4 separate regions of the Homo sapiens genome follow, and regions 1, 3 and 4 are each linked to region 2. The links are chromatin contacts, found by Hi-C or POLR2A ChIA-PET in ENCODE. All regions are on one chromosome and are shown on one strand. The core of a region is the stretch at or near the end of the contact, and the rest is flanking DNA. Distances in the headings are between cores, read along the strand shown.

Evidence for each region. A loop is a pair of places that touch in the nucleus more often than their neighbours do. ChIA-PET counts read pairs that join two places held with the same protein, here RNA polymerase II (POLR2A). Pooled maps may share reads with other maps.
Region 1: a pooled map shows a loop between it and region 2 (2.2-fold over the local background). The contact joins the enhancer-like site here to the promoter of SERHL2 in region 2. A Hi-C loop is called at or near these places in 1 of 50 pooled maps. POLR2A ChIA-PET finds 5 or more read pairs at or near these places in 2 of 52 experiments (A673 and naive thymus-derived CD4-positive, alpha-beta T cell).
Region 3: a loop to region 2 is called in a pooled map, with 3 times the contacts of the local background. The contact joins the enhancer-like site here to the promoter of SERHL2 in region 2. A Hi-C loop is called at or near these places in 2 of 50 pooled maps. POLR2A ChIA-PET finds 5 or more read pairs at or near these places in 2 of 52 experiments (A673 and IMR-90).
Region 4: a pooled map shows a loop between it and region 2 (2.8-fold over the local background). The contact joins the enhancer-like site here to the promoter of SERHL2 in region 2. A Hi-C loop is called at or near these places in 1 of 37 single-sample maps with no recorded cell type and 1 of 50 pooled maps. POLR2A ChIA-PET finds 5 or more read pairs at or near these places in 2 of 52 experiments (BJ and activated B cell).

The regions. Positions count from the first base shown.
Region 1 is chr22:42,298,951-42,301,830 of GRCh38, forward strand. It overlaps a transcript of TCF20 not described here. Among named protein-coding and RNA genes, the nearest start is that of TCF20, 30 kb to the left of the region's middle. RefSeq lists enhancers at 830-1,508, 1,368-1,597, 1,509-2,187, 2,188-2,866, 2,268-2,377 and 1 more. Within about 2 kb of position 1,386, at least 9 of the 41 ENCODE cell types and tissues checked have a DNase peak (open chromatin) inside an H3K27ac peak, as active enhancers do.
Region 2 is chr22:42,552,706-42,555,939 of GRCh38, forward strand. It overlaps SERHL2 (serine hydrolase like 2), which reads left to right and starts at 1,251. Exons shown (of 12, transcript NM_014509.5): 1 at 1,251-1,337; 2 at 2,233-2,382; 3 at 2,527-2,640; 4 at 2,959-3,000. The coding sequence starts at 1,316. RefSeq lists a silencer at 794-1,193.
Region 3 is chr22:42,394,925-42,398,200 of GRCh38, forward strand. NFAM1 (NFAT activating protein with ITAM motif 1) reads right to left here. Exons shown (of 6, transcript NM_145912.8): 4 at 2,934-3,032. Among named protein-coding and RNA genes, the nearest start is that of LINC01315, 27 kb to the left of the region's middle. RefSeq lists a silencer at 1,899-2,193. Within about 2 kb of position 1,912, at least 9 of the 41 ENCODE cell types and tissues checked have a DNase peak (open chromatin) inside an H3K27ac peak, as active enhancers do.
Region 4 is chr22:42,768,641-42,771,483 of GRCh38, forward strand. No RefSeq gene overlaps it. Among named protein-coding and RNA genes, the nearest start is that of A4GALT, 49 kb to the left of the region's middle. RefSeq lists a silencer at 940-1,126 and an enhancer at 1,049-1,108. Within about 2 kb of position 1,536, at least 5 of the 41 ENCODE cell types and tissues checked have a DNase peak (open chromatin) inside an H3K27ac peak, as active enhancers do.

The DNA.
Region 1 (2,880 bases), core at 136-2,635, 250 kb before region 2:
CGGGCACCACGGCCAGCACAGAGGAGGCACCCACTGGTGTGTCCTCAGCCTTAGAAGCTGTGGACCAACTGAAACAGAGAATAACCATGGCAGTGATGGGTGGGCTCCAAGGGTTCCCACACCCACCGCCTGCCCAGACCCCTGCTGTGGAGGGGAACGGAGACCTGGAGGGGTACCCCCAAAAATCTGGACTTGGCCCTGCAGGCTTCTCTGGCCTTTAGAAGGCACGGGAGGATGGGGGCAAGGGGGCGGTAGGCAGACAGCAAGAGCAACCAGTGAGCCCAGAGGACAATCACAGGGAGGACGGCGGCAAGGAGGTGAGGCCATGTCTGGCTGGGGGTGCAGGAACTGAGGGTCCTTCCCAGCCCCTCTCCCCACATCCAGCCCCCTGCTCTGGCACTCTCTCCATCTGCCTCTCACACAGTCCTTACCTTGCTCTCCCTCCCCATGGACTCTCTCTCCCATCTCCCCTCCCCACTCCTAGCCAACCTCCAATGCCCTGGGGCCTCAATTTCCCCCAGGACAAAGGGGCCTCAAGGCCTCATGAACAGAACATGCTGGCAGTGGTGGGTCACCCAGGAACCCCGAGGAACTGGAATGGGGGTGGAGGGGAATCACATGTCCCACTGGTCACCAGTCCCTCTTGCCTTTCTGTCCCAGCTAGCAGCTCTCCAACCTCTGTACCTCTCCCCGAACGCAGGCCCCCCTGCCCGCACCCCAACACTTCAAGACCTCCTAGGAGTGACCTGGCTGGGGTCTCTCTAGGTCAGGTAATTAATAGCAGGAGGGAAGTGCAATTAGCAGGTACCTGGAGTGGGGTCGGTAAGAGAGAATAGCAGAGGAGGAGGAAGTGGTGGGGATGGGGGAGGGGAAGAGAGAAGGGGGAGAAGGAAGCGGAGGGGAGGAGGGAGGAGGGAAAAGACAGAAAGGGGTAGAAGGGAAGCTTGGAGCGGGTGGAGGAGGAGGGGGAAAGGGAGCAGAGGAAGAAAGGAGAGGAGGGGAAGGAAGGGCGGGGAGGGGGAGGGGGAGGGGCGCGCTGAAATCACCCGCAACATCAAAGCCTTCCCCAGCCGCAAAGCAGTCACGTGCAGCCTGGTTCCTTTCGTTCCTTCGTTCCTTCGCTGGTAGAAGCCGCTGGGCCTGGGGCTGCTGAAGGAATTTTAAAACGAGGCAGATTGTCTGGAATATCAGGGGGTTAGGGGAATGCGGTTTTATCTCAAGGCAGGGTAAGGGGAGGCAGGTTTTGAAACCTGTTCCCCCAAGGAGAGCGGCAGGGCTTTGGGGCCTCTGCTAGGAGGCTGGGCAGGTGGCCAAGAGTGAAGACCACCCAGCTACTCCTGCCGGTGAGAGCTCGTGGCTGGGCCAGCCCAGATATCAACAGAAGCCAGAAATCTAGATTTGTATGTGAAAACTTCCCTGTTTTAATTTTGGCTCAAACTAAAAAAAAAAAGAAAAAAAGCGCCACATGGGCCAAATAGAGCATGTCCTGACTGGGGCCCAGAACCTCGGTCACCTCCCACTTCTGATGGTGGGCAGCAACGCTTTTGTTTCCCAGGGGGCACTGAGGCCCAGGAAGGGAAAGGCACTTGTTCAGGGACACACACAGTGAGTGCTCAAGGGGTGCGGGCTAAGACTTGGGGTCTCAGGACTCCCATGCCTGAAGCCTCCTGCGGTCAGCAGCCCAAGGGGCAGGGCTGTGGCTGCTGGGAAAGGGAAGTATAGGGAGGTTAGTGGCAGGGGAGGGTCTCAGAAAACCCCTCGTCCAGCCCAGGGCCAACACACTCAGCCCCACTCATCACCCTGATGACTAACCCAGGCCTGCCTCTCTGCCTTTGCCTCTGCTCAGCCCATCCTCCCTATCCACTCCTGACATTCCCTCCTCCCCCTGCCAAGACCTGGGCAGCTTCCCCTCCCCCGAGCCCCACCTGCAGAATGCACCATGCATTCAACCATTCATTCTTCTGTTGCTCCCCAAGGCCCTGAGTCAGCCTTAACCCCACCTTCAGAGGCCAGGACAGGGGAGGGTGTTTAGGATAGAGAGGTGTGGCCTCCAAGGAGGAAGCAGCTACCTCTGTAGGGTGGCGGTAGGGGAGTCTCCCCAAAGGAAGGTCCTAGGGCAGAGCATGGCATCTGCACTTACCAGGGTGGAGGTGTAAATGGCTGCTGGAAGCCAGAGGCAAGGCTGGGAGGAGGTGGATGTGGGGGTTCAGAAATGCGGAAGTTTATCTTGCGGGCACTAGGGAGCCGTTGGAGGTGTGTAAGCAGGAGAGAGGTCGGCTCAGATCTTCACTATGGGGCTGTCAGGACAAGGCGAGGATGGAGTCATTCATAGGTTCAACAAGTGTTTGCTGAGCACTTACTCTGTGCCACGCCCCAGGGAGACAGAGGAGAGCCAGACAGACAAGGCGTGCACCTTGGGGAGACAGACGTGACCACACAACCACCACCACAGGGTGAGGGGGCTATGGTGGGGGCTGGACTGGGTAAGGCACGTGGCCTGGTCCCTCCAAAGAGGAATCCACCTGCAAGGTGAGGACAGGAGGGGACACTGTTCCCAGCCAAGGAGGTGGCATGCACACAGGCCCAGAGGTGGAGAAAGCAGGGCTTCCTAAGTCAAAGTGATTCGACAGGCGGAGGTGTCTGCAAGAGCCATGCCAAAGGTGACAGAGCTCCCTGGCGTAGCTCCAGGGCAATGGAAACCTTTGGGAGGGGTCTGGGAGCAGCAAGGGAGGGAAGGTGGGAAGCAATGTTTGCAGGCTGGGGAGACCTGGCTGCGTCCCTTGGCTCCCTGAAGTCTGTCGTGGGGAACAGGGGACTCCCTTTCTCACTGCCAGCGGGCAAAACCCGAGCAGATGGGCAGCCATTCCCCTGGTAGATTTC
Region 2 (3,234 bases), core at 1-2,500:
TAACACGGTGAAACTCCGTCTCTACTAAAAAAAATACAAGAAAAATTAGCCGGGTGTGGTGGTGGGTGCCCGTAGTCCCAGCTACTCGGGAGGCTGAGGCAGGAGAATGGCGTGAATCCGGGAGGCGGAGGTTTAAGTGAGCCGAGATCGCGCTACGGCACTCCAGCCTGGGCTACAAAGCGAGACTCTGTTTCAAAAAAAAAAAAAAAAAAAAAAAAGAGAATTCACTACCAGTACTTGTTCTTATTTGTCCTAGACTTGCCACTGTTTCAGACTCAAAGGGTGCACTTTCCCTCTTTCATTGTAGGATTTAGTGCATGAATCTGCTCACCCCAAACATCCTCTTCATAACTTGGGGTTTTCGATCCTTTCCAGGCAGATATTGTTTATAATCCCTCACCTGGAGGGTTCCTCCACGTCCCCAATTTATACATTCATTTGTTCACCTGTACAATTTTTTTTTTTTTGAGACGGACTCTCGCTGTCGCCCAGGCTGGAGTGCAGTGGTGCGATCTCGGCTCACTGCTGGCTCCGCTCCCCCGGGTTCACGCCATTCTCCGGCCTCAGCCTCCAGAGTAGCTGGGACTACAGGCGCCCACCACCTCGCCCGGCTAATTTTTCGTATTTTTAGTAGAGACGGGGTTTCACCATGTTAACCAGGATGGTCTCGATCTCCTGACCTTGTGATCCGCCCACCTTGGCCTCCCAAAATGCTGGGATTACAGGCGTGAGCCACCGCGCCCGGCCTGTACAACAATTATTAAGACTGGCTTGTGCCAGGCTCTGCTGAGAATCCCAGGACACGGTGGGGACACGGTGGACGCAGGCTGTCCGTCAAGGGGGCTAGTAAGCCACTAAACAAAGGGTAGCCTTCAGCCCTGCGGCGCGGGCCAGCGAGCATTCAGAGGCCCAACTCGCTGTGGTTGCTCCCCGGGTCTGGTCCCGCGCGGACGTGGGGGCGGCCATCAGGACTGCCCGGGGGTTGGCGCCCTGCTGGGTTCCAAGCCGGTGGGCGCGGACAGTGTGGCGGGAAGGCCGGGCCTGGCGGGTGGGGGCGCGGCCTGGCGGTGGGGGTGGACCTTCCTGGGGTGGAGCCCGCGGCTGTGGGAGCAGGGCCCGCCGGGGCTCGGGCAGGGCGGTGGGAAGGCGGGGCCTTCTGAGTGGGGGCGGGGACTGCTGGAGTTGCGGGGCCTGCCTGGGGTAGGGCGGGGCAGGACAGCTTGGAGATAGGGCCCGGAATTGCGGGCGTCACTCTGCTCCTGCGACCTAGCCAGGCGTGAGGGAGTGACAGCAGCGCATTCGCGGGACGAGAGCGATGAGTGAGAACGCCGCACCAGGTCTGACGGGGAGGCCTTGTGCGAGCGTCCCACTGCCCACCCACCTGGTTGGGACAGTAGAAGAGGGCGGGATGGAGTGGAGGGTTCGCCGACCGCGTCGCCCTCCTGGGTGTCGCAGCTCCTTCCTCGGCAGTCCCGGGGCATGAGAGCGCGACCGGCCAGGAGTTGGGGGACCCGGGACACGGCCGCACGTGGCCTCCCAGGGTTCCAGGAGCCCCTGAGTTAGCCGAGCGTGCGCGTGGGTGTCGGGGGTGCGCAAGTCTCCAGCCTTGCAGAGACGGAGGAGGCTGCCAGATGTGGGGGCGGTGGGGGTTCCTGGAGTCCCACCGCCTGCCCTAAATTTCCACTCCGCCCTTGTCGCCCAGTGTGACCTTGGGCATGTACTGCAGCTCCCAGTGCCTCAGTTTCCTGCTCTGTGGAGGGAGAGTGACAGTGGTCCCACCTGCTGCGTGTATGAGGGTTTGGCACCCCTCTGGCCTTTGGGAAAGGCTTAGGAAACGGGCTGTTTCTTTACTCCGGTTTTACAGGAAAGGAAACAGGCTCAAGACGTTTTAGTAACTTCTCCAAGGTTACCCAGCCAGCAAGTGATGGGGTCCAGGCCTGACCAGCGCCCCCGCCCCAGCACATTCTAGAAGGTTCTGCCCCAGTTTAAATGGGGTGCATGCTCTGAGGCCTGTCACAGCTTTTTCCGGCTTAACTTCTCTGTCCCTCCTCTGGGAGTCTCCACTCCCATGTCTGACTCTCTCCCCATAACCTTCTGGGGCAGCTAAGGGTCTGAGTCCCTCTGGACATGAGCCCCTGGCTCAAGCACATCAGGCAGAGATAAGGGGCTCAGGGAGCACCAGCTTCATGGGTGAATGAATGAAGGAATGAAAGACCCGGCTGTGTCTTTCAGGTCTGATCTCAGAGCTGAAGCTGGCTGTGCCCTGGGGCCACATCGCAGCCAAAGCCTGGGGCTCCCTGCAGGGCCCTCCAGTTCTCTGCCTGCACGGCTGGCTGGACAATGCCAGCTCCTTCGACAGACTCATCCCTCTTCTCCCGCAAGGTGTGAGGCTGGGGCTGAAGGGAAGGCCAGGGGGAAAGTGGGCAGGAAGGTGAGGGGGGAGGTCTGCAGGGGAATGAGGAGGGCGGGGAGACAGCTGGCATAGACACCTCTTCCTACCCTCCAACCCGCTTCTCTCTGTTTCAGACTTTTATTACGTTGCCATGGATTTCGGAGGTCATGGGCTCTCGTCCCATTACAGCCCAGGTGTCCCATATTACCTCCAGACTTTTGTGAGTGAGATCCGAAGAGTTGTGGCAGGTAAGAAACAGAGTGTGTATTTTCGGCGGTGTGGGGGGTGCTCTAGGGCACCCCCTCTTATCACTGGAGGCGGGGTAGGATCCAGGAAGCAGCGCTGGCCTGAGAGTGGGGCCTGGGCTCTGGCCCCAGGTCTGCCAGCAATTCACGGGAGATCTTGGGAAAGTTGAAGAGTTCGCTTCCTCCAGTGGGTCCCCCAAGCTAGTGTCCTGGGTGGACACCCCAGATGCTGGGAAGGGATTTCCTGAGCCTGGGGACTAGAAGCAAGATCGTGGGCTGAGCCTGTGCCCAGCCGGACCTTCTGGCTCCTTGCATTTCCAGCCTTGAAATGGAATCGATTCTCCATTCTGGGCCACAGCTTCGGTGAGTACAGTGGCCAGGAGCTGACCGGGCCCGGAGTAGGGCTGGGAGGGAAGGATAGGAGCTGCTGCCCCACCCCTTTCCCCTGCACTTATGAGATCTGCAAAGAGAGATGAGAGGGTCAGTCAGAGGTTGACCACTGTACCCTCTGACCTCAGGCAACTGCCGCAAGGGACACAGGGATGAGGGAAATGTGGTCTTTTGAGTGGTCAGGTCTGATGAAGGGGACATCATGGC
Region 3 (3,276 bases), core at 662-3,161, 160 kb before region 2:
CTGGGCAATATAGTGAGACCTTGTCTCTACAAAAAATTAAAAAACTCAAAACCAGCCTGGGCAATATAGTGAGACCTTGTCTCTACAAAAAATTAAAAAATTAGCCAAGTGCAGTGTCTCACACTCATAGTCCCAGCCACCCGGGAGGCTGAGGTGGGAAGATAGCTGGAGACCGGGAGGTGGAGGTTGAAGTAAGCCAAGATCACACCACTGCACTCCAGCCTGAGTGACAGAGAAAGACCCTGTCTCAAAAAAAAAAATAAAACAGGCCAAGCGTGGTGGCTCACGCCTGTAATCCCAGCACTTTAGGAGGCCGAGGCGGGTGGATCACCTGAAGTCAGGAGTTCGAGACCAGCCTGGCCAACATGGCAAAACCCCATTTCTACTAAAAATACAAAAAAATTAGCCAGGTATGGTGGTGGTCTCCTGTAATCCCAGCTACTCAGGAGGCTGAGACAGGAGAATCGCTTGAACAGGGGAGACAGAGGTTGAAGTGAGCTGAGATTGCACCGTTGCACTCCAGCCTGGGCGACAAAAGCAAGACTCTGTCTCAAAAAAAAATAATAATAAATATAAATAATAAAAATAAAATAAAATAATGAGGATTGGAAAGGAAAAAGTAAAACTTGCATTATTCATAGATGACATGACTGGGTTCGTAGAAAATCCAAAGGAAGGCCAGGCGCGGTGGCTCACACCTGTAATCCCAGCACTTTGGGAGGCTGAGGTGGGCGGACCACGAGGTCAGGAGATCGAGACCATCCTGGCTAACATGGTGAAACCCCGTCTCTACTAAAAATACAAAAAAATTAGCCGGGCGCAGTGGCGGGCACCTGTAGTCCCAGCTACTTGGGAGGCTGAGGCAAGAGAATGGCATGAACCTGGGAGGCAGAGCTTGCAGTGAGCCAAGATCGTGCCACTGCACTCCAGCCTGGGCGACAGAGCGAGACTCTGCTCAAAAAAAAAAAAAAAAGAAAGAAAAGAAGAAAAGTAAAGAAAGTGAAAATGGGGACAAAACCTTTACCCTAAAACCTTATCAAGAGGATTGATAAAATATAACAGGTGTAAAGTCCTGCCATGATCCCTGGCACATAGTAGGTACACAACAAATGGCTCTTGATACCATCATCGTTGTGACTGTCACTCTTCTCCGCCCAGGCCCAATCCCAGTTGGTAGACCCTTATGTCAAGGGCTTGGCAAAGTTCTATGACCTCTACTCTCCAAGCTGGCCTGCAACTCTGCAGGCAGTTAGGTCTGTTCACCTCACTCCAGAGAAGTCGGCCTGCATCCTAGAGGCTGTGAAACCCAGGCAAAAAGAAGCTCTGCTCAAAAGAGCTCTTCCGTTAAACATAATCTCATAGAAAGATATTTATTCACGTGGAAAGATGTTCATGAAAAAAATAGCTGTATTGCTCCAATTAAAAAAGAAGTATGTGTGAGTGCGTATGGGTTTCTTTGTATATATTTATAGAAAAAATACTGGAAAATATATTAGTCAATGTTCTTAGTATTTATCCTGGAAGAAGATGGGATTAGGATGCTGGTTATTTTCTTCTTTTATATATATATATATATATCTCACATATGTGTATGCTGGGGGAGAGGGAAAGTGAGAGTGAGAGGGAGAGAGAGAAATATTTTCATCTAACAGTTGACACCAGAATCCCTGGTAGGGAAAATACCACTATGAGATGCTGGGAGACAGGAGAGAGTATGAGGAAGTCTCCGGCCACGTGCAAAACCGTGGCTGACAGAAACTCCCCAGGATGGGGAAGCTGAAAGCCCTTTGAGAACCATCACATTCCACTTGGAACTGTTGGCACTGCCCCACAGGGACATTTCCTTGGCCTCGCTGCCACCCGCCCCATCCTCAGCAGACAAGGCTGTATCCTGGGCGTCCTCTGTGTGGTGTTCTGTGGCGTTATTAGGGTGAGTCAATGTTGTGGGAACAGAAACGACAGCACGTACGAGCAGAACCCAAGCACCATCGCAGCCAGGGGGCGTGCACCTGGGGGGCGTGCACCTGGGGAGCGTGCACCTGGGAACCTGCAGGGCCCCAGAAGGGCTGTGTGCCTTCCAGGCGTGGAGTGGGGAGCCCACCTGGCGGTGCCAGATCTCACGAGATGGGGACCCCAGCTGGCACTGGGTGGCATTTCTTCTTCCCTTGCTCTACTTGGAGCATATGTTGTTCGTGGAGCCGAAAGGAACGTAGCAAAAAGAGTGTTCCCAGCCCTCCCCGGCCCCAGCCGCTGGGCAGAGGGCTGCATGCTGGCTGGCTGGCCAGGCTGGGGCAGCCTGGCCTCCTCGGCCCCTACGCTGCACCCACCTTCCACTTCCTGGAGATGCACCCACATCTCCAGGAAAATTGTTTCAGAAAATGCCTACAACACAGCAGAGAGTGGAACAAACAGGGTCCCAACGCATGTCTGCGCTGTGATTGTGACCATGTAAGATAATATCTGCATGTGCCAGGAGGGGAGAGAGCAAATCATTACAAATCACTGATGTGTTAAGGGCGTGGGATGGCGCCTGACCTCTTCCTCTTTTTGTGATTTTTGTTGTTTATACAATAAAAACAGGAGGAAGTGGTAAGAGCTGTTTGGTCAGATGAAGGAGCTTTCTTCATTCTTCGCCAACTTGTGCCGTCACTACCCCTTGTCCCAGAATGAGGATCCATGCCAAGGAGGGGAACAGGGCATGGGGGGCACCTGACATTCGTATGCCTTCCAGGAGCCCTGCACGTGTCATCTCTTTTCAGCTTCAGAGAAATTCCATGAGGTAAGAATTGTTATCCCCATTTTATAGATGAGGAACTTGAGGCTAGGAGAGTCCACACAGCTGGTACAAGACTGAGCCAGACAGACCCTGGTACAAGACAGACTCTGCCTAAGGCCTGAAAGAGGTGGAGGGAGCCGGGGGCCCCGGGACTCACTGTGTAGACAGATTCTGAAGGATGCTGCTTGGGGCTGCTGGCAGATCTTGGATCTGGGCACTTCCTGGTGGGGTCCTTCCCTGGACCCCGCATCCGCTTCTGTAGGGAGAAAGGAGTCAGGGCCAGGGATGAGTGGCTCTCGTCTTCCTCCCCGCACAGACCCCCCAGGGGAAAGGATGGCAGATTGTCATGAGGTCACACAGAGATTCATCACTCAGTCCCTCCCACTCACCCTCTCCAGGGAAACATGGCAAATGCCTACAAGACCTGCATCAAGCCATTCCTGCACCTGGAGACACAGGAAATGGAAAAGGCCCACACGAGGTGATGTCCCTGGACAGAG
Region 4 (2,843 bases), core at 286-2,785, 220 kb after region 2:
ACCAACCACCTGCGCGGACTCAGAAGGCAACTCACTTGCAGAGCCTCCGGAAGGGACACCCACCCAGCAGGCACTGGGCCCCCTCCAGCCACCCTCAGGCATGCGGGGCTGCAGCCAGAGAGGGGCACAGGGTCGGGCTTGGGCCTGTCAGACCCTCCCCTCCACAGTCTGAGTGACCTGGCCAGTGGCAGGATGGAGGCCTGAGAGGTGGCGCCGTTCACGGAACTGGGAGGGCCATGGGACCGGCTGGGGCGCTGGCTGACGGTGACGGGCGTGTGTGTGAGAACCTGAATGGATGAGGGTGGGTGGGTGGGTGGTGGGGTGGAGGCAGCTCCCTCCCCGTTTACTGGGGTGTGACTTGAGCACCTCGCAAGCACAGGCAGTGCCTCAGCCGCTTACTCTGTGAGGGGCCGACCGTGCCCACCTGCAGGCCCACTGTGTGCCGGGCACCCTGAGCCCCGCGTTTCCAGTGGCTCCAACTCTCCCACAGGTGACCCGGTGGATGCTGCTCTCCTCTGTGTGAGGGAGGAAGCGAGGGGACTGTCATGGCCCACGAGCCTGTTCGCCTCCACAAGCGGCTCCCAACCCCAGGCTCCTTCCAGCAAACCCTTGGAAAGGTCATAGAGCCTGGATGCCCCAGGCCTTGAGGGGCAGAGGGTGGGGGGCAGCAGGGTGGACAGGCGCCCCTTGGGCCATTCTGAAGGGTTCAGGGCTTCACCTGGGAGGGTCTGCGCTGTGGAGAGGCAGGAGACCCCGTGGCAGGAGGAAGGGACCCTCAGGGCTCCCAGCCAGGGAGGGGGTGGCTCGAGTCACGTGGAGACCGTGGGCTTGGGAGGCTCAGGAGTCCGGGATCGGGAGGGTCTGCAGGCCCACCGGCTGCGGGTGGAAGGTGAGGGCCTCCAGAGTGGCCTGAATGGCTTGGTGGGGGCCGCAGGGGCTGGCTGGGCCTGGGGTGAGGTGAGGAGGTGACGGGGGAGGCGGCTGGAGTGTGGAGCTGCAGGGGCCCCTTTGAGGGACACGGGTCCCACAGGAGCGTCCACTGGACTTAGGTGTCCAGGCAGTGATGCCTTGTGCCTGGCTCCGGCCCTGGGTGCCTGGACAAACAGGGGCCTTCCCAAGCAGGGCGTCGTGGTGTAGACAAGGGCAGCCAACCGTGCGACAAGGAGGACAGCCACAGGGCAGCGGAGAGGAAGTGAGAGCTTGTGGGAGAGGTCATGTCCGGTGCGGGGGCGAACGGGGCCCCCACAGCCCAGGAGCAGGCCTCAGGGCACAGGGCACAGGGCACAGGTGGGTTCTCAGCCCGGCTGGGCGGCACCCTCTCTGCCCAGCGCCCCTGCAGGACCCCGCCGACCCGGCGGGACCAGCACAGGTGTCGGGCAGAGGGAAGCCGAGGAGCCCCTGATGTCTGGCTGCCGCCATCCGTCTGTCCGTGCTGGGCTGCAGCTGGCGTGACCTCCGCTGTGCTCCTGTTTTCGGCGAGACCAATGACTCACGCGAGCAAAATGATAAGAACCACAAACAGGGAACGCGGACGGGAGTGGGAGGGAGCAGAAGGCACGTGGTCCTGTGTAAATCCATCCCGGGACGCAGTGCAAACAATGGTCTCTGAGCCCACGTAACCACGCAGAGCGGGACGTTCCGGGATCAGTGGGGAGAGTCAGCTCCTTCCCGAGCCAAGCAGCAGCTGCGTGGGGGAGGGTCGCAATTATTTATTTTTGAGACAGGGTCTCGCCCTCTTGCCTAGGCTGGAGTGCAGAGTTACGATCACAGCTCACTGCAGTCTCGACCTACCAGGCTCAAGCGATCCTCTGGCTTCAGCCTCCCGAGTAGTTGGGACTATAGGTGCATACTTTCATGCCCAGCTAATTTTTTTTTCCCCAGTTTTTTGTAGAGATGGGGTCTTACTATGTTGCCCAGGCTGGTCTTAGACTTCTGGGCTTAAGAGATCCTCTTGCCTTGGCTTCCCAAAGTGCTGGGATTACAGACATGAGTTACCATGCTCAGCTGGGGAGGGGTGCAATTTTTATTTTTATCTTTATTTTTTTGAGACGGAGTTTCACTCCGTCACCCACGCTAGAGTATGATCTCGGCTCACTGCAACCTCCACCTCCCGGGTTCAAGCGATTCTCGTGCCTCAGCCTCCTGAGTAGCTGAGATTACAGGCACCCACCACCATGCCTGGCTAATTTTTGTATTTTTAGAGACAGGGTTTTGCTGTGTGGCCCAGGCTGGTCTCAAACTCCTGAGCTCAAGCGACCCCCCTGCCTCGGCCTCCCAAAGTGCTGGGGTTACAGGCGTGAGCCACTGCGCCCGGCTCTGAGGTGATTTCCTAATGCTGCATTTTAAGAGAGAATTTGTTCCTGGGAAAGGCTGTGTGTGTAAGACGAACCTCTGTCTCCCACTCCTCTCTCTTTGCTGACCCGATTCCTCTTGGCGCAGAGGTTCAGAAACATCCCCTGGCCCTCACTGGCTTCATCTCAAGAACAGAAGTACAATAAGTACCTTTTCCGCACCACTGCCTGAGCCCTCAGTCCAGCCTTCACCGGTTTCCACCTGGTCCTTGGATTGTCGTTATCACCTTTTTCTTTTTTAATCGATAGATCCAAAATGTGTTTTGTTTAACAAATATTAACTAACATCTTTCATATACTAAGCACTCATGCAAAATGATTACATAATAAAACACAAAAGCTGAAAGATGAATGGGCCAAGAACACACACTAAACTCACACACACACACATCTGTGCACTCAGGCAGGGGGAATGGGCCCACCAGATGGGACCGGCCACCCGCCCCACGGCTGAGGGAGCCTGCCTGGCAGGGTCCAGCACTGGGCCCAGCA